3 separate regions of the Homo sapiens genome follow, and all the other regions are linked to region 2. Evidence: chromatin loops called from intact Hi-C (ENCODE). Cell type or tissue: PC-9. All regions are shown on one strand.

The links. A loop is a pair of places that touch in the nucleus more often than their neighbours do. Peaks named below come from ENCODE experiments on the same cell type or tissue, not always from the same donor. Only the 100,000 strongest peaks of a DNase experiment are listed, where the experiment ranks them.
Region 1: it touches region 2 in a loop (9-fold over the local background); 3 of 110 quality-filtered maps call a loop at or near these places.
Region 3: a loop joins it to region 2, with 4 times the contacts of the local background. A loop is called at or near these places in 3 of 110 quality-filtered maps.

What each region holds. Positions count from the first base shown.
Region 1 is chr3:108,128,052-108,136,051 of GRCh38, reverse strand. All of the region lies in intron 1 of LINC01215 (long intergenic non-protein coding RNA 1215), which reads right to left. Among named protein-coding and RNA genes, the nearest start is that of LINC01215, 7.0 kb to the right of the region's middle. RefSeq lists a silencer at 1,970-2,129 and an enhancer at 3,798-4,997. In PC-9, no CTCF peak of the experiment used is centred here; DNase peaks (open chromatin) are centred at 3,131, 4,741 and 5,131; H3K4me3 peaks cover 1,370 bases; H3K27ac peaks cover 3,531 bases.
Region 2 is chr3:108,001,470-108,009,469 of GRCh38, reverse strand. No RefSeq gene overlaps it. Among named protein-coding and RNA genes, the nearest start is that of CD47, 86 kb to the left of the region's middle. RefSeq lists a silencer at 5,233-5,394. In PC-9, no CTCF peak of the experiment used is centred here; DNase peaks (open chromatin) are centred at 3,069 and 7,799; H3K4me3 peaks cover 375 bases; H3K27ac peaks cover 1,604 bases.
Region 3 is chr3:107,933,305-107,941,304 of GRCh38, reverse strand. No RefSeq gene overlaps it. Among named protein-coding and RNA genes, the nearest start is that of LINC00636, 54 kb to the right of the region's middle. In PC-9, a CTCF peak has its summit at 3,087 (motif pointing left); a DNase peak (open chromatin) is centred at 3,004.

The DNA.
Region 1 (8,000 bases), 130 kb before region 2:
AAGCACTGGTTAGAGATGACCCAGAAATCCAAAGATGGAAAGAACTTTACTGAGGTAAAGTTTATTTATGTTCATCATTTGGATGATATTAACCCTCTTTTTCAATCGGAAGCAAAGGATTTTTAGATGGGTTAATTCAGTCTCTCTGAGGAGCTGATACAGTTTGCTGTAAATGTGTTTTGCTTCACAGACAATAGTGCTGTGATGGAATGGTTGGTCCATGAGTCTGTGAATAAATGAATAAATCACACACCTGTTAAATTGTGTGCTGCACATAATCAAGGGGTTGTGATGTTGTTTTTTTTTAAAGCAAAAATGTTGCTTCTCTCCATTTGCTGCTCCTAAACAATTTCTAAATGTAGTGTCTTGTATTTTCCCCATTTAGTGAAGTTCAAAGTACTTCATGGTGCTCACACATGTGAATTCTAAATCTATGTATTGTCCCCATCAATTCTCAGAGTTGCAAATATAAGCACTGTGATTTGGCATAGGAGCAAATTAAAATATACCAACATTCTAATCCTTCCCCAGGTCATATTGTAAGTCAGGGTTGGAGAAGTAGGAGTGATAGAGTCTGAAAGGATACCATGAAGCATGCCACTCACCTGGGCAGGCACCCCGTGGGAGTGTATAAGGATGTAGGATTCTGGAGGAACCCACAAAAGTCCTGGAGCCTTAGGCTCCAATTCAAGAACACCTACCATGAATGACATCTCCATGCCAGGAACGTGACCACTGTGTCCACTGGCCAGGCCAACAGAAGGAGGAAACCATGAAGCTGCTGGGTTTTAAAACTTATGCATGGATAGCTTCCAAGCTCTCAGTTGTATCATGTAGTTTTAAAAAAAATGTCCTCTTCCTGAGTGGGGAACTGCAATCCATTATGAATGAAGACACTGCATTGTTATCTAAGTAGACAATAATGACAATATTGATTTTTATTTACTTTGTACCAATTATCTCCCAAAATATTCAGAGAAAAGGGTACAGACTCTGATGCTTCAAATTCATGCTCCATATTCTAGTTGTTTGTCATTGGTCAAATGACTGAGCCTACCTGAATTTGTTTACTAAACCAAAAAAAGGGGAGGCATAAAATTTTTATAGAGTAGAGGTGTTGAGGGAATTAAATGAGTGTGGTGTGTGTGTGTGTATGTGTAAAACGTGTAGAAGTTATAGGCTTTTACTGGGTTTGGCCACTTTGTGTACTACTTAGTTTCTTGGTCTACCTGGTTCATATATATTTGTCTATGGCAGCATATAAAGACATTCTTTAACTTGATGTATGATAGAAAGAGAGAAAATGAGAAGGAAAAAAGGAAAACGAAAGGAAAGCAGAACTGAAAATGACTGAGTGTGGTATCACTAAGAACTACATCCAGTTGGTTATATAGCTGTCTTAGCCACAGTGCATTGCTAAACTCTGTTATATTACAATGCAGGTCTAATATAAATCTACAATTCCCCCTCACTAACAACTGAAGAAGACTCTCATGAGAAAGGTTAAACGAGTGATCTATAGTCTGGGGTAAAATTTCCTTTCCTTGTATTAATTCAGCTGAGCCTTCACTGCATGCTCTGAGAGGGTGCATTTTTCTCAGCCCACCCGTTTTCAGTGTTTCCTCATTCACTTGCTCCAAGTTCACTTTACTTTGAGAAGAGCCCTTATCACTGTGTTGCTAGTACATTGAGCCAAAACTCTAGCCACTATTTACTTGGAATGCCATTGAAATACTTTCTTATTTTTGTTTTCCCAAAGCCTTCTTTCTCTTTCTTATCTGAACTTTCTATGTCATCACTGTGGAGCTGAGGAGATTTTGTTTTTGTTTTTGTTTTTGTTTTCGTCCTCTGCTCCTTTTGATGGAAGGAGTAATTTCCATATTGGTTTCGATTTGAACAGTGGATTTTCTCACTGGGTAAAACAAGAATGCCATGACACTTTCTGTGTAATTTCTGTATATTAAAGGTATCTATGGCAGTAGCAGACCGAGGCTACCCTCCTTAACCATTTACATCCAATGCTGAGTGTGATTCTAAAGCACTTAAAGTGATACTGAAAACTATTACTTTTAAGTGGCATTTTCAGAGGTTTGTCAGTTATAAAATAACCAAGTAGGAAGCATCAGTGAAAGCCATCTGGCCTTCAAATACTGCTTGTCTCTCCCTCACTCTATTATCTTTCTAGAGTCCCTGAAACCCTTAGCTTTGTTCATTCTTCAACAGACAGTATTTATTAATGTCCTTCAAGTGTTCCATCAGGGAGCCGGGTGGTGGGAATTAATACAACAGTATATGTGTATGAATATACATGGGGCTGTACCCACAGAGCTTATTAAACAAGTGTTGTCAATGACGGGTGCCAAATACCATGACAGGAGAAGCATGCTTTACATAGGAGCCTTCCTGGGAACTTCTAATCCATGAGGGTAGAGGGAGGCAGAAGCTTCCTGGAGGAAGTAATATTTTTAACAACCCTACCCTGTCATTCTTTTGAACCAAGGCATTTATTTATCCTTGTTGAAATGCAAACTACTTACCACTTACCCAGGAGAATAACACTTTTAGATCATAAGAACTCTGGGTATGTTGGCATACATTAGCTTGTCCACAAGCTAAGGCCCTGAGGAAATGAATATTAGAATTATTAAATTTTAGATGGCAGCAAAAGGAAGATTAAGCCCATGGCTCTGTTTAAAGATCAGGAGGCCACTTCTATGGGGAACTTTTTGTCTGCAGAACTTTGGGGTTCTGGGGATTAAGATAGGGCTTAGGCTCAAGACACTAAAATAGGATTCAGGTTACATGGATGATTTCCCCTACATTATAGTTTTGCCTAAGCCTATTCTACTCTTGAGCTAGTCCTTACAACTCCCACTCATCAGGGAAAATGCCTCCACTTGGCTTCTGGATAGTGAAAGTGAAGTGTGAAATGTAAGAGGAAAAGTATCTTTATAAAATCTGATATGCCCAAGATAGTTCTGCACCAAGACAAGTTTAGCTGGAAAAAATTCATCTTTCTGTTTTTCTACAGGTTATCTCTATGATCTCTCCTTGTATGTAAATTATTTATAAGAGTGTGATTCTAAAACTCAAGGTAAAAATTCGTCACTCACTTTTTGTTTACATGAATACGTGCCAGAACCTACACTTCCCCATTCTTATAGCATTACAAAAATGCCGATACATGAGTCTCCTGTTTATTAACTGGAAAAGCTTTCAACTGAAAATCCCCACTGTGTAATTTATACAGGCACTTTGAGATGTAATAAAAATCCCTAACCCTAATCTCAACCTCTGTCCTTTTAAAATCCAATTCAGAACACTTGTCAAGTGATTGACTAGAAAGGTGCCTTCCATTAAGCAAATGCCAGGAGGTGTTTTCTTCTGAAAATGAAGAGAGTTAGCAAGTGATCAGCAACTAGGAATTTTGTCTCTATCCTTCCTGTTGTGAGAGCTCTAACTCTGAGCCAGGATCCCTGCCTCCAGCTCTTAGGAGTTTGAGTGCATGTGTGTGTGTGCGCGCACGTGTGTGTGTGTGTGTGTGTGTGTGTGTGTGTGTGTGTGCATGCATAGTCATGCTTTGGAGTGAAGAGGAAATTCAACTCTGAGTTTCCACTTTTCCTGTGGACAAAGATCTGTTCCTTGTGTCCCCACATGGCATGGTGGAAATGGGGCATGCGTCACAGAAAGGATAACATTTTATAGGCTACAGTGCACTAGAGCACGTTAACTTTTATCCCAACAACAAACCTGCAGAAAAAGAGTAGGTTAGTTACAGATGTTCTTTTGCTTACCAACTTTCAACCTATGGATATTCACAGATAAAATCCCAAGCTCTCCTGTGAGAACATACTACATGGTAACAGCAGATGATATGGAATGTACACTGCTGCCTTTTGAACTCAAAAACTGTGCTGTTCACCATCAATGCATTTGCTGTGTTTGTGAGAGTTTTTTTTGAGAAGTTTTCCCAAGCATTATTAACCACATCAGATTCAATAAATCCAAGAAAATGGAGAGTGTTCAAAGTCCTTGTTGATATATACAATTACCATGGAAACAGAAGAGATTTTTAAAAACTGGAAGTGATGAGAAAAAGAGGAACTCTTCACACGAATATAGGATGAATTATTCAATAGTAGAAATGATTATAAAGGGCAAAGAGCAAATCGTGCAACGTACAAAAGTGCTGTGCCTGTGTCCGTGGACAATATCAGCAAGAGAATGGAAGAGGAAGACAAAGGATGACTTCTTGAGTCGGCACCTTGACACTAGATGGGCAGAGGAGCCTCCTGTTCATTCCGGGGAGGGCTAACTTGGGAGAAGTTTAAGAGCTGGCCAAAGAGACTCTGCTCTTGAAACTGTTGCCTCAAGGCAAAGGGATGCCTCTTCCAGTCTGGTTCACATCCACATGAGGGGCGAGGCGACGAGAATGCAGGCTGTGGCTCCTAAGGACCTCCTCAGGACACTTGGGAGATCCCCAAGAACAGTTATCTGCCCCCACAGACTTCCAGCAGAGACAAATGACAAATGACAATAATTTTGGGGAAAATGTCCTTCACTCATTCAAAAGCTATATTTTTAGTGCCTTCTATGCACCAAACATTATTTTATCACCTAGGCAGACATGGCATTGAACATGCATAAACAAGAACACCAGCTTTTATTAAAAGCTTTGAGAAACTGATTCATGCTCCTATTCCTGGAAGTGCATTTGTGACAGCAAGCTTAGTCACTTTGGAATTTCCAACAAACAGATTCAATTACAACCATATTGTAAGTAGAATAGTTTCTGTGTTAGTAGTTGCCAGTCTAATAATGAGGAAACTGGGCTATGCAGGGCTTAAGACACTTGTCCTAAGTTGTCAGAGGTGGAATGGAGTCAAATCCAGCTGTTGATTTCAAACTAGTGCTCTCATCTATGCATCTCAATTCTTTACAATATGATCCAACATACTGTCCTATAGATGAACCAAAAACTGACTCTAAAATTTCCTTTCTCCAATTCTTGGAAGCCAATGACATGCAATGTCTTCAGTTTTATTTTTTGCATATGATGAAGAGCTACTTTCTAGTAACTTACTAAGTATTTACTAAGGATTACTACATTATGGCATAATGATCTAAAATTAGCACATTATTACAGTTTACCAATGACTTAATTCTGTGCTATACTAAGAAGATTGCATAGCACCAAAGAACTGTTAATTCTGGCATGTGACTCACTTAGAGACAAGGAGATAGTTTGGAACTTCTGTAATTTTTAGTAAATAGGCTATACATTTTGAGTGTTGTTATCATGAGTGGGCTGGAGATTTCCATTTCTGCCATTCTTACCTTTCATTATAACTCACTGTTAATTTGATTTTTAAATTCTCATTTAAATTGTGGTGGATTGTTGGGTTAATCCTACAATGAATAGTAATGTATCAACAGCATTTCACCTTAAATCTATCCAATGACTGGATTTTAAGACATAAGTCTATTAAAATTCAAAGTAGTAATTTATTTTGCTAAAGCACAAACGTGTAGAATCCACACTCACCTGGCAAATATACTGAGATGCTCATTATATTTATCAAATTCTTTTTATTAGAAAGCGGAAGTGAGTAGTAAAGGAGTGAACGCAGGATATTTCTGCTCATGCTTGAGAACATCGAGTATTATTTTAACCTCTAGAAAACTAGTACTGCTATCTTTTAGGTCTAAGTACCATTCCCTATTGGCAAGCTACCTAAAAGCTATGTCTAACCCCTTCTCCCTTGCTGCCTCCCAGCACAGAGGCTGGAAAATAAAATATGTGGTTTGCCCATCTTTCTTGAAGCTAGGGACAGTCATGTCATCCTGTCTGGCCCATGAAATGTACATGGAATTCTTCTGGGGGAGACTACTTAGAGAGTTTTATATTTCCTGATGAATTACCTCCAAATAATATTGAAGACAATGCCTGGAACAACAGCCATTCTGTAACTACAAGGAAAGTAGCAAGAGAATCACAAAGATCTGTTGCTAAAACCCTGAACCTATGCTGATAGTTGCCTACCTACAGATTTCTTTTTATGGGAGAAAGAATAAAACCCTATTTGTTAAGGTCAATGAGCACTGAGTTTATTGTTAGGATCCAAAAGCAAATGCAGTAATACTTATATATAGATAGGTAAGGATTTAGATGCTGACTTTTGTATATAATCCTTATTTGTAATATTGCCTCTGGGAAAAAGGTATTCTGGGTTTAAACAGATTTATTAATTAAAAAATTAAAACATAACCTTCTAATTGATAAATAATTTCAAGTGTGTATTTTCATCACCTCTCCCTCAATCTCACACTCTCATTAGCACCCTCACAAGCATTTGAGCACACACACCTGCTCCAAGACCTGTGTTTTTCCCCTATTACCTAGTGATGGGATGATAAATTGGTTTCATCTTAGGCGCCAATGGTGATAGATTGGGAATGGCTGTCTGGATCACAATGTTGAAAATAATTTTGAGGCAGACAACACAACTCATAAGGAAGAGTGCTGTGATCAATCGGCCAGGTCTGCCAGGGATATGAAAAATGGACTGGCAGCACCTGTGTTTTTGTAACAGTTGACCTGATCCAGTGTATCAAATTTTAATTGCTCAATCTAGCATAATCCCTTCTCTTCTCTCAACCCTGTAGGTAGGAATTTAGGATTTTCAAACTGGGACATTTGGTCTCTATGTTGGCTATAGTTCACTAACTAGAAAGTCAGGGTATAGTAAAGAAAACAATAGCCAGCTAAAGTATTTAAGTGGGAATTATATTAAAATGTCATGTCTTTAAAAATGTAAACATATATAGTCATGAGGTGCACCACTTGCTTTTCCCTTCAAGGAATAACTTGCTGTCGGGTTGCAAGATGTGCAGTTAGCCAACAGCATCCAGCTACACCGTCTGTAGAATCCACCTTAACTTTCAAGCCAAGGCCATGCACATCCTAGGCAGACCCAGACATTGCCTGAGCATGGAGGTTCATGGCCAGGCCAGGCCATTTCTATCCAGTGTGGGACTCTCTTGCAGGCAGTCTTTGCTATGGGACTTCCATTATATTGGCTAAGACTTCGTCAGATCTACATCATGGACTGAGACACTCCCAGCTCCATCCTGCTTCCTTCTGCCTCTCCTTTCATAAGTGGCACATCAGCACCCCTGTCTGATATGGTTGAGCTTTGTGCCCCTACTCAAATCTCATCTTGAGTTGTAATCCCCAGGTGTTAAGGTAGGAACCTAGTGGGAAGTGATTGGATAATGGGGAAGGTTTCCCTCAAGCTGTTCTCATGGTAGTAAGGAAGTTCTCATGAGATCTGATAATTTTAAAAGAGTGGCACTTCCTCACTCACTGGCTCTTCTCTCTCCTGCCACTATGTGAAGAAGGTCCTTGGTTTCTCTTTGTCTGCCGCCATGATTCTAAGTATGAGGCTCCCCCAGCAATGTGGAAATGTGAATCAGTTAAACCTCTTTCCTTTATAAATTGCCCAGGCTCAGGTATTTTTTTACAGCAGTGTGAAAATGGACTAATACATTGCCCCACCTTGATCAGTCTCCCTTTATCTTTCCCAGGTGTGACCCCCTCCTCCTCATACACTCGTAATTCTGCTTCCTGGAGAATCCAAACTGATACCTATACCTACTATGGATATGACTACTTAAATATACCAAGCACTTATCATGAGTGGGCACATACAACATGACCAAAGAGGCAAAGTGCTAGGTTGGCTTTTGCATCAGAGAATATTGATTAAAATCCCAGGCACAAATCATAGAGTGGCTTCGAACTAGTGTCTTATTCTTAAGGTGAGGATGATCATGGTGATACCTGATGGGACTGTGTGAGGATTAAATGAGATAATCATGAAGTTGATTTCTAAACTATTATGCACTGTATTACTTTTAGTTGTCACTATTATTTTATAATTTCAAGCAATTTTACATATCAATTACCAGCTGATTAATTAACATTCCTTTATAAATAT
Region 2 (8,000 bases):
CTCTCTCCCTGGGGACATTCAGAGCTGCTGAAGCCAGCTGGTGATGGGGCCTGAATTTGAATACTGCAAAGCTAGGAGTATGAGCCATAGCTTCTTAATTCCTGGCTTAAAATAGCCTGCAAGGTCTGGGGCCTTGCCCATCACCATTGTTTCCAGGGATTTGGGCCCCTGTCCTGAAGATTCTCTCCCTGTCTGAAATGGTGCCACAATGGTCCTGGGTGCTTCTGTGTCTACTGGGGATTGGACTTCACTGGCACTTAGAGCTGTTGAGCTATGAAAGGCTCAGACTTCTGGAATCTCCTCTTTGACCACAAAATGCTTCTTTCAACACAGACCCTGGGAATCCCCTCTTTAACTACAATCTCTCCTGGCCTGGTTCCCTGGCTCTGACAAGCCCACTGCTTCCTTACTTATAGAGGAAGAGAGTCATAGAGTCCTAGTGGTGGACGGACCATTTGAGAGCATCCTGCTCAGGGTATTTAGCCTAGGAATGCTTTCCGCAAATGAATCATACATGGAAGTCCCATAAGAAAGAACGGAGCTGCTCTGACTGAAGCATATATGTAGACTTCAAACCACTGATTTCAGCCTATGTTCTGGTTTTATACATCACCTGGGATTTTGAATACATTGGCTTAATAGCCCTAGGCTTTAATTCCTAATAGCGAATAGGGGGGTCTCTGTCCCTGCGAAATCCCCCTTCACTGCCACCTCTTCCCGAATCTTCCTGGAAGGCTCCAGAGAATTTCTCACCTATGATCATGAATGAAATTGGCCAGCTCCCCACACAGCACCATCTCCCGGCCTTTGTCACCCTCTCGACTCCATGCAGGGTGGAGTCTATGCTCCTAAATCCAACAGGCATTGCTACTGCTTTTGCTGGGCACGTCTGCTGCCACCCTCTGCAGTGAGTATCCCTGCTACGGCCGTGGAGATGGGGAGGCTCTGTCTAAGGTTGACCTCCTTCTTTTATGCATTACATCCTGTTAAAAGGGCACTAAAGCCAGAATCATCATGAAAATAAACTTTTTGTATTGGCTCACAGGCTTTTCTCTCCCTGTGACAGCATAATTGAGTCAGTCCGGCTGGGATGAGGACCAATCTGTGTCACTGAGGACTGTGGCTTTGGTCCTAGATCAGGTTTGTGGGCTGGATTCTTTCTGCTTTCCAAAATGAGTTCCATCTGAAGGCTCTTCAGTGTCTCAGGCAAATTATTTCTTCTGGCAGTTCACTAGATGCATTGAATGGCAGCGGTCCATAAGCTCAGTCATCAACTGGGCCATCTCCTTTCATCCTTAGCCAGGGACCCCTCTCTACTCACCTCTGCCCCCAAACACAGAGTAGGAAAACAAGGTTTGTAAGAAACTTTTAAAGTCTGAGATCTCTTGATTTGTCTCTCTTCAAGGGAAAACACATTTCTAAAAAGTGATCATTTGTATTTATCACAGCAATGAGAACTGAAACCTAAGCAATTAATTTAAAATTTTGATCAAGCAAACCAATTATACCGTGTGATCTAGAGACAGAACAAGGATATAACTAGTCACTAGGATAAAAAGTCACACCACACACACACACACACACACACACACACACATTTCCCTAAACCACAGAGGGACCTTTCCTCATTCCCATTTTTTCCCCTTAGGATTGGTTTAAAGCTTTGCTACTCAAAGTGTTGTCCACAAACCAGCAACATCAGCATCACTTGGGAGCTGGTTAGAAAGGCAGACCTTCAGTCAGACCCCACTCCAGAACCCCTGGATCTGAACTTGCATTTTAAAAATGTAGGGGCTAGACACAGTGACTCATGCCTGTAATCCCAGCATGTTGGGAGGCCGAGGCGGGTTGATCACTTGAGGTCACCAGTTCAAGACCAACCTGACCAACATGGTGAAACCCCGTCTCTATGAAAAATGCAAAACAAAACAAAAAAACATTAGCTGGGCATGGTGGCATGCGCCTGTAGTCCCAGCTACTTGGGAGGCTGAGGCTGGAGAATAGCTTGAACCTGAGAGGCAGAGCTTGCAGTGAGCCAAGATCATGCCACTGCACTCCAGCCTGGGTGACAGAGCAAGACTCCATCTCAAAAAAACAAATAACAAAAACAAACAAAAAAAAGTAGGAGGTTCATACCTACATTCCAGTTGTGAAGCACTGCTCTAGATTTTATCAACCACTTACAGATAGAGACAATATGTTTCTGAGCCTTTGCTGTTCACATGTGGATGAGGTAAAGGAAGAAACAAGTCTTGGGGAAGTTGGAGGAGGATCAAGATAAAAAGTGCTAAAGAAGGATGCTGGGAATGTTCGAAGGAAAAAACCTTCATACTTCTCAGTTTTGCCAAAAATTGGCTCTGGGCACCAGCTTTTATAGTTGAAGCCAAGAGAAACATCATCCAACTGTATAATTTCAAATAGGAACTGTGGTGTTTTCTCCAATTCCACTGCTAGGCTCAGATCAGGGCCAGCGGCCCAGCAGACCAGGACCTCAATTTCCCCTTTCCTGACAGATGACAGTCCCAGAAGCTCTGTTTAAGAATTTAGGAACTGGCTTGAGAAAGAAGATATAGTCACCATTGCTTTTTCCCTTGACTGCAATCAGTAAATGCTCTGACAATGTTGAAGACATGTTGCTGGGGGAAGAAAATCCTAACATTAGTAAGTCACAATGATATATCCGGAGATTTTTTTCTGTTTAATCCTTCTTATGCTAGGGCATTTAGATATCTGCGGAACAGAAGTAGGAAAGTACCTGGCTTTGCAAAGTAATGCTGTTTTATTTGCAGAAGACGGTGAAGCTTAGCAACTACAGTGTCTAAAAACAGACACCACTTCCCTGGACTCAGATCTCACATTCCTGGGCATCCTGTCCTACTGATGAATTTCTCACTGGGAGAGCACCAGATAATGGCATTGCAGGAACAGGGGTGAAACCTGCACCAACACGCCTTTCCTGTGCCTTCTCCAGCTTACACTTTGTCCAGTGATGAAATCAGTCAGGGATGGAAGTGCAGCTGCACATGCACCCTGTGCTCACACCCTGCTCTGGGTAAATACCACTGCCCCAGATCATTTTCTTTTCCACTGAAAGAATCTTATCTTGGTGACCCAGGAAATCCAGGGCTTGCAGCCAGATACGGTGCTGTGGGTGTGGTGCCTCCGCTTGGCCAAACAGCCGCATATAACAACACAGAATTAGAAGTGGAGTCAGGGCAATGCGTCTCACTCGCCACTCTTTTATCTCTGGAGACAGGTTGCTATTAATCACTCCGACCACATCTATCAGGCTTCTCTGATTTGGCCACGGCTCATAGTCACAGAGGCACAACCAGGGTCTCCTGATAAATCAAATCCAACAGTTCTATGATAAGGACGACACAGGTGAATGAAGGGCAAAAGCATAGTCGTAGCCACGAGTCCATGCTATTAAAAAACTGGAGGAAGAAAATTTCTGCGCACTGTTAACCAAGTGCCAGAGACTATTAATTATTCTGTCTCTTTCTCTCTCTCATTTCTATCTTATTCTTTTTATCTCTCTATATACGTAAAAAATATATATATATATATTTTTTTGAGCCAAGGTCTGGCTCTATTGTCCAGGCTGGAGTGCAGTGGCACAATCTCGGTTCACTGCAACCTCTACCTCCTGGACTCAAGCCATCCTCCCGTCTCAGCCTTTTGAATAGCTGGGACTGCAGGTGTGCATCACCATACCTCACCTATTTTTGTATTTTTTGTAGAAACGGGGCTTTGCCATGTTGCTGAGGCTGGTCTCAAACTGCTGAGCTCAAGCGATCTGCTCCCCTCAGCCTCCCAAAGTGCTGAGATTAGAGACAGGAGCCACTGCACCAGGCCTTCTGTATATAATCTTATTAAACCTCCACCACAACCCTATGAAGAAGCCAGCATTATTCCTGTTTTAAGATGAGGAGACTGAAGCTCAGTGAAGTTAAGAAATGTGCCCAAGATCCTGGGCGCGGTGGCTCACGTCTGTAATCCCAGCACTTTGGGAGGCCGAGAAGGGTGGATCATGAGGTCAGGAGATCGAGACCATCCTGTCTAACACGGTGAAACCCCGTCTCTACTAAAAATACAAAAAATTAGCCTGGCGTGGTATTGGGCGCCTGCAGTCCCAGCTACTCGGGAGGCTGAGGCAGGAGAATGGCGTGAACCCGGGAGGCAGAGCTTGCAGTGAGCCGAGATCGCGCCACTGCACTCCAGCCTGGGCAACAGAGCGAGATTCCGTCACAAAAAAAAAAAAAAAAAAAAAAAAAAAAAAAAAAAAGAAAGAAAGAAAAAAAGAAATGTGCCCAAGGTCACACAGTTAGTAAGTAATGAAGCCAGTATAGGATGATAGCAGAAAGAATTAGAATAGAGAGGAAGATTGCATGGTAGGAAACTGAGTCTGGGGGGCAAAGAGAAAATGAAAAGAGAAAGAAAAAAAGGGAACAAGAAGACAAGTCCAGGAGCAGAAAGCAAGCTGCCTGTGTAACCGGAATTCCTGCACTGGGGCCTCAGCTCTGCCACACACAGGCTGGTGACTTGTGATTTGTGGTACAAATCATATAACCACAGTTTCTTAATCTGTAAAATGAGGTTAGTAATGAAATGGGAAGAGTTCCCTTATCCCCCTCGCAGGGCATGTGATGGGGGTGCGGTTGCTTCTTTGGTGCCCCGCTGCTCAAAACCCCTAGGGGAAGAAGACAGTCGGGCAAGTTGTGGGGCTCCGATCCCACGGCAGGGTCTGGGGCTCAATGCTCACAGCTCCTGAGGCCCCAGTGGGCATGTGTTACAGGGTGCTCTTTTAGCATAGCCGTCCGTAGGCCGCTTATGTTTATCAACTCAATTAGACCCCCTGCCTTATCACAAGGACAGAAGGCTTTCTGTATCCCAGGCTTTCTTGCCCTGGTGTATGGGAAGAATCGGCTCACACGTGGGCTTGGAGAATGACTGCAAGGTTTTACTGAGTGGAAGTAGCTCTCAGCAGATGCGGGAGCCAGAAAGGAGATGGAGTAAAAAGGTGGTTTTTCCCCTGGAGTCACGCTGCTCAGCGGCCTGGGGTCTTCTCTGACCGCACCGTCCAAATTCTGGCTCATTCTGCCGGTGGATGGCCTGCCGGCCTGCCTGCATCTGTGTGTGTCTGTCTGTGTGCTCTTACGCAGCCGCGCCCCTCTTGACGTCCAGCCACTTGTGCCTTCTTCTGCCGCTGCGTTTGTTTCTCTCCACATCCAGCTGCTTGTGTGTCTGCCCGCTGGGGTCTCAGGGTTTTTATAGGCACGTGATGGGGATGTAGCGGGCCAGGGTGGTCTTGGAAAATGCAACATTTGGGCACGAAAGCAGGAGTACCTGTCTTCACCTAGGTCCACGGGCACAGGCCCAAGGGTGGAGCCCTAGCCAGGGACCCGCCTTTCTCTTCCCTGACCGCCCCGCTCTTGTATCAGTGAGATCCAGCCAACTGCTTCACTGGTTTGTTTCCAGGATCAAATAAAAATATATGTGAAAATGCCTGCAAATGGAAGCTATTATTCAACGGTGTTTTAAAAAAATAATTTAATTAATTAATTAATTTATTTATTTTTGAGACAGGCTCTTGCTCTGTTACTTAGGCTGACGTGCAGTGGCATGATTACAGCTCTTTGGGCCTCAACCTCTCTGGGCTCAAGTGAGTCTCTCACCTCAGCTTCCCAAGTAGCTGGGACTACAGGTGTGCACCAGCACGCCTGGCTAATTTTTGTATTTTCAGTAGGGATGAGGTTTCACCATGTTGCCCAGGCTGGTCTTGAACTCCTGAGCTCAAATGATCTGCCTGCCTCAGCCTCCCAGAGTGCTGGGATTACAGGTGTGAGCCACCACACTCAGCCTTCAGTGGTGTTTACAGGAGCTGTGTCTATATAAGTCATGTGGATAGATTGAGAATCAAAAGGCCTGGCCTCCAGGTCACAGCCAATGGGAACATCTACCAAGTGGTAAAGGGAGCCCAGAGGAACCCTGCCTCAGATTAGGAGCCACATTGTGTGAGGGCCTGCAAATCTCATTTCTTATAGAATTGACCCCATATAGGGAGAGGTGACCCTCGTGGTTCTGGCTACTTTTTCTGGGCAGAGACAGCAGAGAGATGAACCTGCCGGTCATTTTGCCACTGAGGTTTCAGAGTGGAAACCCCTTCTCTCAAATCCTGCATGAGAAACCGAAGTAATCACCCTGTTCTTCCTGGGCCAAGAAAATATCACTGAGTAGCCCAAAGCTTGTGTTTCACACTTTTATTAATGACAGCCTAGGAAAAGAACAAGAAGTGAAAATGTGGTGAATGCTTCCTGCTACTGGGAGCTGGGGATGGAGACGCAGGAGGGAGGAAACAGGAAGCTGGAATATGAGGGTCCATGCAGGATGACGGTCACACAGTTCAGAAACTGACGAGAAAACACTGAAACACTTTTCAGTGAAATAGAGTCTAGAATGAAGAAGCCAGAGGGAAATAAGTTAGTTGGAGATGCTTCTCTCGTATTTTTGTCCAGAGCAGAGTGCCAGAAAGAAGAAAGATTAATTTGGGTAGTTTCTCCGAGATGAGGACCATGTAGGAATTTCTGACACAAGATCAGGGAGCTTCTGGAAGTGTTGTCTGGCCTGAATTGGAAACAATGCAGTACTGAGTTCATTAACTTTGCCCAACTAAAGAGGACAACACACCTGCGTTGGTAAATAACCACCTTTTTAGTGTGTGCCTCAGTTTCTAATATTTGCAGGGGCACTGCCCGGAAGATACTGAAGGAAAGAAGCTACAGAATGAAGGGGAAAGACCCAGATCTAAAGAGGTGCTCCTGGAGGAGGAGAAAACACAAAACTTTTCTTTTCTTCCAGGTCCCAAGAAGGTGGCGTGGGCTGAATGGGATCCACACAGACACGACCACCTCTTAATCCCTGAAAGCTGTGAATGGTATCTTATTTGGGGAAAGGGTCTAAAAGCCATCACTGGTAGCCTTTGAAGAGTAAGGCGGGGGGAGATTAGACAGACGCAAAGAAGGAGCCAGCGATGTGAAGATGGAGGCAAAACCTCCAAGGAATGCTGGAGTCACCAGAAGCTGGAAGAGACAAGGCAGGATTCTCCCCGAGAGCCTCTGGAGGGAATGTGGCCGTGCTCACACCTGGATTCTGGACTTCTGGCCTCCAGAACTGGGAGAAAATCACACTGATTTTGTTTAAAGCCACTAAGTTTATGGTAATTTATTACAGAAGCCACTGGAAACTAATACAGGTGGTCATGCGAAGAAGTTGCCCAGTGGCAGAAGCAACTCTGAATCTTACGACTTTTCTTAAGTCCAGGACTGGGTCCATTTATCAGACCAGGAAGGTGATGGTATTGTCTGGTGCTTGATCTGTGCAGAGGACAGTGCCGAGTCACAGAGGAGAAGGAGACCACACAGTGCATGCTCTGGATGGAGGTGCTTGCTGAAATCAGAAGCCAGTGGAAAGAGTTAAGTGCAACACTCCTAGGGATGAGGAAGCAGTAAAACTGTAGATGGATATCCAGGATCTCATCACACCCCTTGTGAGTTGGAAATTGAAGATCAGAGAGTTAAATGGCAGAGGAGTTGATGAGACCCTGGTTCAAACCCTAGTTCCACCACTTAGTTGCTATGTGACCTCTTCTCTCTGATTCCAGTTCCCTTGTCTGTAAAATGGAAATTGTAAAACCTATGTCACAAGCTTGTTGGCGTAAAGTTCACAGCACTTCACAGAGCACTTGGCTCCCTGGCAGGGCTTGAGAAGTGGCTATTGCTGTTATTGCCCAAGATTATAGGGCTGGTAAGACAAGCCTGTCTGCCTTGGGAACTGTGATCCTTCTAGATCCTGAGGCTGACTCATCATGCAGGGCTCAGACTATCTCTGAGAAGGTGCTCATTTCCACTGCCACACAACACTGGTTTGTACAGGAAATTACCTGCCATGTATAAACCCCTATTTTTCTGCATTCTCCTCCAGTCACAAGGGCTAGAAAC
Region 3 (8,000 bases), 68 kb after region 2:
ATCACATGGGATTCGAAATCAGACAGCTGGGTGTGAATCCCAGCTTCACTCATTGTCAGCTTTACAACCTGGGGCAAGTTCCCTAACCTCTCTGCGTGTACTTCAGTTTCCTTATTTATAAAATGGGTTGAAAACTCGTGCCCATACCACATGATACTAAATAACCCACAGTATTACTGGGAGAATGAAATAAGTAAATAAGGGCATGCATGGCAGTTGGAATAGTTCCTGGCACAGAGTGAGAGCTGAATAAATCTTAGCTGTTATTATGACCTCGTAGAGTTGCTTAGAGGAAAAGATGAGATAGAATTCTTGCCTGGCATGTGGTAAGTACTTGAAAAATGTTTGCCATTGTTTTATACTTGATGTATTTATCATATACAGGTTTAATGGACATTTATTGTTAAATTCATCAAGTCCTAGGTTAACGAATCCAGATATAATTGTAGATAGATATCGGACTTGGCTAAACCCTACCTGACCTTTGCCGCTAAGATTCTAGTACACAGAATGGGCAAATGGGAAGTGCCAGCCCCCTACCCCCACCTCCACCATGACAAAGGCTGTTCTAGAAAAAGATTTCTTTCCAGTGCCTGCAATGTAATCCATCAGTATGAGATTGTGGTACACTTTCTTTTCCTGATAACTTTGGTAATTAAAGGACACCAAACACCCATCATGATTCAGCATTCTCTCCCAAAAAATCATATGGATTAAAGGCATCACAGTATCTATATGGCATCTGATCCTTTCCCATGAACCTCTTCCAAAATTCTCCTGCAGGAAGCAAGCCCTAACCTGCAGTGTCTTGGAGTGGGAAGCTCTAATACTGTCAACAAAAGATACTTTATTTAAAAAAAAACCATAACTGATCCTAATACGCAAAAGCTGAGAAAGATGAAAGTAGTGAAAAAGTAGCAGGAAAATATACGGACTGTCTTTGCACGAGTCAATTGAGATTCAGAATGAGGTTCACACAAAGGCCACCCTCCAACTGAGATTTACATGGTCTAAGTAATAAAGCAGCCACGGGGGAAAAACTCACTAACAAAAATGTTGCTTCCTCTGCTGCCTGACTGCAGTTGGAGAATGCAAGAAGCCGTGTGATCCCCAGAGAAAGTAAGAGAATGTGCGGTGCATAAGGAAGGGGTTAGGGAGGAGAGCCAGATCCAAAGGCTCCACTTTAACCTGAGAAGTACTGAAATTATCAAGAAGCAAAGAAAGCCTTGGCACCCTGTGGTCCATGATAAATAAAGCAACATGAACCATGTGACAAATCAGATGCCAGCAAAAAGTATGCTGTCTCTGGCCATCTTTTCAAACCTACTAAATCAACATCCCAAAGGCAAAGCGTCCATGATACTAAATAACCCAGTCTTAAAATGTCCAGTGTGAAGTTTGTTTGCTTTTTTGTTTTAAAGAAGCAGCTTTGTATTCTCAGGCTGTGTCTATATGCAATTGCTTTGATCATTTTCAGTGACACGGGCAGTCGATGCAATTGAACCAAATCAAATAAGAAGTGTCCTTGGTCAAACAGCTTGTTGGATCTGAGTGGCGCACTTCTCTCAGAACCTTCACACAGGTGAAGATTGCAGTATGGCTGGCCAGCCAGTCAGGCAGTCCATCATTCAGTCAGGATATCTACATCTCCTATGGAAGAGTCCTCAGGGTACAGTGTGGCTCCAGTGGAAACCCAATTTAAAGTGGTTACCAGATGACCAGCCTGGGGCCTCTCTGTCCAAAATACAGAGAACCTTGGGGCTGCGTCTTTAGTTTAACATGACTATCAGCCACTTTGATTTCTCCTGGCAGGAAAAGTAAAAATGAAAATTGCGCATATCCTGCTTTTGACGTAATGAAACATTTCATAAACTGAAAATCTTGGGATCCAATTATAAAGGCCAAATTGCTATTTTACTCACTAAGATAAATAGCTATGGTCTCCTTGATCTTGTCCTTTCTAATTTACCTTATCTCATGGATTCCTCACAATAACTCCATGGAAAGTATTTGTTCTAGTCAGGGATCTGTTGGTTGTGGTAACAGAAGCTCAATTCAGCTCAAGAAAACAGAAGAATAGGGGTTGGGGAGATGACTGTACAGTTATAGCGTAGTCTCACAGAATCTAGGAAAAGCTGACTGAACCATCAGGCTTCAGGACAGACAAAGTTGCCATGGTTCTCTCCTTCCACCACACCTCCCTTGAGTCAAGTGCCTACCTTGGTCTCAGCAGCCTCCATTTGGAGGCAGGATCACATGGTTAAAGCAAGAGGTGTCCAATTATCAGGGCCAAAGTGAAGGTCATATTGCTGAAGAAGAGGGCAGAAGCAAAGGATTACCCCCAAACAATTCAAATACAGCAATATGATATCCATTTGTCCCATTAAAAAAACAGGCACAGAAGAGTCAGGAGGGTTTAGTTATATGGCTAGCAAATGGCTCAGGCCTTTCAAGACCATAGGTGTTGAATTCAGACAGGTTTAACTTTTAATCCTACAGCTCGCTTGCTGTTGGCTCCTGGGCAGGTTATTTAATCTTTTTGCTTCCATTTCCTTGCCATTAAAATGGGCTCATGTCAAAGGTTTGTTTTTAGGATTAATTAAATGAGATAATTTATGTAACCCATCAAATTTAGTGCCTGGAACGTAGTAGCGCGCGCACACACACACACACACACACACACACACACACACAAAATAGCTTTTCTCTCACCTCTGAAACCATGTCCTAAGCTGCATGACCGTTTTACCATTGAATTACACATGGTCTCCTGATGTTCTTCTTCCATGCCTATGTGCTGCCACTCCCAAAGACTGCCAGCTTCCTGGGGACCATGTCTCATTTTTCTTGCATCAGACACTGGGGCTGGCTGAGCACATTGGCAGTCTCTTCAAATTCTTGTGGAATTAAACTGGCTGAATCAGTTTGCATGTCACTTCTTTTCCTAGAAAATCCCCTGAGGACCATGTACCATCTTGGTTTTATTGAGTCTTTCTCAGGCTATCTACTTCTCTGGAACACCAACCTATTTTTCCCTCTTTTCACTTCTCTCTTTCTTTCATGCAGCTCCACCTGGAGGCCAGTGGCTTCAGTTTGTCACAAAGACAAATTTATTACAGCAAAAAAGTGCCCCCTACTCAAGAGCTGTTCAACTCCAGAAGACTCCAAATGAAGAGAAGGGATCCTGAATTCTGCTTCTTGGGTATGTTATCATGGGATTTATTTGTTGTGGTGTGGAGTAGAGGGCGGGCAATCTTTATGCCAATAGATAATTGAGTAGTGTTTAAAGTGGAGAAGTACTTTTATTTTTTTAATTTTATGTATTGATTTTATTTATTTTATTATACTTTAAGTTCTAGGGTACATGTGCACAACGTGCAGGTTTGTTACATATGTATACATGTGCCATGTTGGTGTGCTGCACCCATTAACTTTTACATTAGGTATATCTCCTAATGCTATCCCTCCCCCCTCCCCCCACCCCACGACAGGCCCTGGTGTGTGATGTTCCCCTTCCTGTGTCCATGTGTTCTCATTGTTCAATTCCCACCTATGAGTGAGAACATGTGGTGTTTGGTTTTTTGTCCTTGCGATAGTTTGCTGAGAATGATGGTTTCCAGCTTCATCCATGTCCCTATCAAGGACATGAACTCATCCTTTTTTATGGCTGCATAGTATTCCATGACATATATTTATTGCAGCACTATTCACAATAGCAAAGACTTGGAACCAACCCAAATGTCCATCAATGATAGACTGGATTAAGAAAATGTGACACATACACACCTTGGAGAAGTACTTTTAAAGCAAGTATTCACATTATGAGAATATATCAGGTAGGAAGTTGATAATTGCTTGTCCAAAGATGTCTTCACATTAGTCATCTCACAATCTTCTGTGAGTTATATGCAAAGTCTAGATAACAACACAGTGCTTAAAAATCTCCTAGACAAGGTTCTGACTTTGAAGAAAGATATAGCATAAGGATGCATTAAAGATAGAATTAGGAAGGGGAAGAAAACTCATATATGACAAACATTATCATGTGTCTGCATTGAATTAGGCACTTTTCATGCAGTATTTCATTTTCCTATAGCAATTTTGCAAGATTGGTAATATAATCCTAATTTCAGAGGTGAGAATTATAAAGTTTATTGCCATAGGCTATACAATTAGTAAGGTGATATGCTGGGACCCAGCAAGAGGGTAGCAATAAGAAGATACCAAGTCAATCTTGCTTTCTCATACTGTTCATTTCCCTTTTTCATGCTTTAGGCAACACAACTTGACCACTGTGGACTGAGAGAGAAGAGTGGTCATCAAGGTGATTGGCTGAGTAGAACAGAAAGGAGGAATGGAGTTGTTTAGAAACCAAGCCACTGGATTGGCCATCATTCCAATGGAAAGTTTTGCACCACAGGTTTGCAGCTATTGAAAGACCATTCTGATTATTGCAAAATGATTAGCACATAGGCTTTTGAATCAAATTGAACTGGGCTCTGCCCTTTATTATATGTCCTTGGGCAAGTTACTTAACCTTGCTAAGTCTCCATTTTCTTACGTGTTAAAAAGGAGGATAATATTAGTAATTACCTCATAAAACAATTGTGAAGATTAAATGCAATAGCTTGTATGAAGTGATCCTTGTTTAGCATCCTGGTTCATAATAAGTACTCCAGAAATGTTAGCTGCCATCAATAGCGCATAATTTTAAAGAAATGGGCATTTTTTTATTACTGGAATTGCTGCAAAGATGACAAATAGACATCCTTCCTTAATAAAGGGATGTGATTCGTTTACAAATAGCAGCACACATTTGCATGTAGACAATAGTGTGATAATATTCTTAAATACAGTTTGTTCAGTTTGTTCTTCTAAGAAAATAAAAACACACTGCTTCCCGTTGATCCTGAACATTTCTCCCCCTCTTACTTGTTTACATTGTTAAATTGCTTAGCAACCTCTTTTTTAGGCTTGACTAGAGACATACAATTTCAATCAAGAGCAGGACAAAATACCACAAAACTTAAATAAATATACTACTGCCACATTAAAGATAAAACATAAAAATCACATTTATTTTTAATCACATTTCTTTTATCTTCTCATGACTTTGACTTTCTGCAAATTCAAATGTTTTTCCTTCCCCATATAAGAGGTGAAGTTTGGCTTCAGTAGCTCAGCGTGTGAGTGGAAGGGTGAGGAGCATCTCGGGAAGGGATGGGTCTCTCTGCTCTCAGTTCCAGAATCCCATCTCGTCATTAATCTTGTACTTTTTCTTCCCTTACTTTGGCACTCTGGACTAGCTCAACAATCATAGAGGGGGGAAAAGTGACAGTGATCAACTTTCCCTGTAGAAAAGGATCGAAACATTTCCTTTTTATGTTTTCAAAGGACAGGAACCCAGTCTTGTCTCATTTGCTCTGTTGAGTGGAGTAATTCATGAGCCCACATCACCTAGTCCTGAAATTCCTTCAACTACCAATGTACCCCTGCCAAAAGTAATATTCTCAGCTTTCTAATAACAGCCTTTCTTACCCTCTATATTATCATCCTATTTGCCTCATCTGTAACCTTCCCCAGAGGAGCTCTCATCATTGGCAAATTATTTTAAATCCTGTTTTCAAACCAGGTAGAACAACAACAACAATAATAATAGGCAAATGTTAGATGTAATAATTGGCTCAAAAGACCTAAGTGTGTTTTCCAGTGTTTCTGAGGGTAGGTCACTTCTGAATTCCAGAATTGGAGCAAAAACTTCAGAATTGCTCTCTGTTTCAGGTAGAGCCTTCCACAATATCTTCTCTCTTCCTCTCTTTCTCTGCTCCCTGTCCTCTTGAATAATAGATGGGATCAGAAGACCTCCCTCAAGTTTACCTCAGGTCCAATTTCTAGCTTTATCGTTTTTTTGGATTTGTTTGTTTGTTTTTTGTCTTGAATACATCACTTTACAATTCTGAGCACATGCCAAAGTCCGTTCAAGCTCCAAAATTTCTGCCCCCTTATACATCTGAGAGGGACTTTCATTTCTAGATAAGAAGTAGATGGGCTGGGCCCGGTGGCTGAAGCCTATAATCCCAGCACTTTGGGAGGCTGAGGCGGGCAGATCACGAGGTCAGGAGATGGAGACCATCCTGGCTAACATGGTGAAACCCCATCTCTACTAAAAATACAAAAAAAAATTTTTTTAATTTAAAAAAAAAGAAGTAGATGGTCACAGCAGGCTAACACACACACTGTTGCAATAAGAAAAAAAAAACAGGTAAACTGAAAGCGTCATTAAAGACACTATCTTGTTGGAAGCAACAGGAACTAGATAAACTCAAGTTCCTACATGAGCTTATAATCACCAGCTGTTTGCTTCCCAAGGAGCATTTGTTCATTGCAGGTAAAGGCTGAAGATGAGATTTCGGCCAAAGAGAAGGACTTTACTGGGTAAAAGAAAAATCAGCAGAAGTTTTGGTGAATGAATGGGATTGGCATAATAGATGGGAAAATAGAAGAGTGCAAAATGCAAGGCTCATTTCCATATGTTTTGGAATGGTGGGGAAGTCTTAAAGGGGCAGAACCAGAAAGAGAAAATAAAATCTGCTGTAGTCTGCAGTGCTTGAGAAACAACATCTTGTTAGAAATACGGGTTTACAATAAATGTCCAACAATTTTTCCTCATAAACCATTTGCCAGATTTGAACCTTTGTGGCATGGATATCTAAGATACAGCCTCTAAACCTCTGAAGAGCAAACTATTTAGAACTGTGGAGACAGGTAGCTGCTAGGCTTCTCATCAAAAGCCCAAAATTGACCTCTGCAAAAATCAGGGACAAATAAAAGGTGAGCTGGGATTTGCTAAAAATTGCAACTCAACCTCCTATCCAGCACAATCTCTGCCTGTCTGCCCATCAGAGGATAGGAGGAACCCTTGCTGGTAGACATTTCATCTGAACATTTTGTTTTGTTGTTGTCATTATTTTGTTTTGTTTGGGGTTATTTTTAATACCCAATATCTGTAAGATAACTAAAAATTACTAACATGAAAAGAAAATTGAAGGTATGATTTATAATCAAGAGAAAAAAATCAAACAATAGAAGCAGACTCACAAATATAAAAATTAGCAGAAAATGACTTTAAAATAATAAAGATTATTATGTTAATGGATACAAAGGAACTAGGTATGTATTAAAGGTTAAGAGTTTCAAAGAGAATAAAAATGGCTAAGAAAGCCATATGGTTATTATGGAATTTGGAAAATATAATATCTAAACTTAGGAACTTATTGCATGAATTTAATAGCATGTGGGACATAGCATATTTAACTCAAAGACAAGATCAGTTTTTAAAAATGACCAAACTGAAATACAAATGTGAGAACTAAGATAGAATAGAAAGAATGGAAAAAAACATTACAGACATTGACTACACAGTCAGAAGATCTAATACATGCATAACCGAAGTCCCAGAACGAGAGAAAAGAGGGACTATAGAAGAAATTGTTGCAGAGAAAACAACAGAATTTTCCAAAACAAATCGAGGATATCAACCCACAGATCCAAGAACAGGGAATATCAATAAGAATAAAAACAATGAAAACCCTATTTAGGCACATAATATTCAAAGTGCTAAAAATTAAAGACAAAGAAAAAATATGAGACAAATCAAAGCAGAGGTGGAGGAAGGGGGACACATTACTTTCAAAGTAACAACAAAATTGATGGATGATTTTTCAGTAGAAACTATGGAAGCCAGAAGACAATGTCTTAACATCTTTAAAGAGATAAAAGAAAAATATTGCCAACTTAGAATTTTATACCAAGTAAAAATATACTCAAAAGTTAAGTCAAAATAAATATATTTTCAGACAAATAAACCTTGAGCAAGTTTAAACTTTTTTCCACTTTTGTGTTTCAGTTCAGGCATTTTTAAAAAATGATCTCGTCTTTGAGTTAATAAGTTGTGTCCCACATGCTCTTAAACTCATCCAATGAGCTCCCAAGTTTAGAGT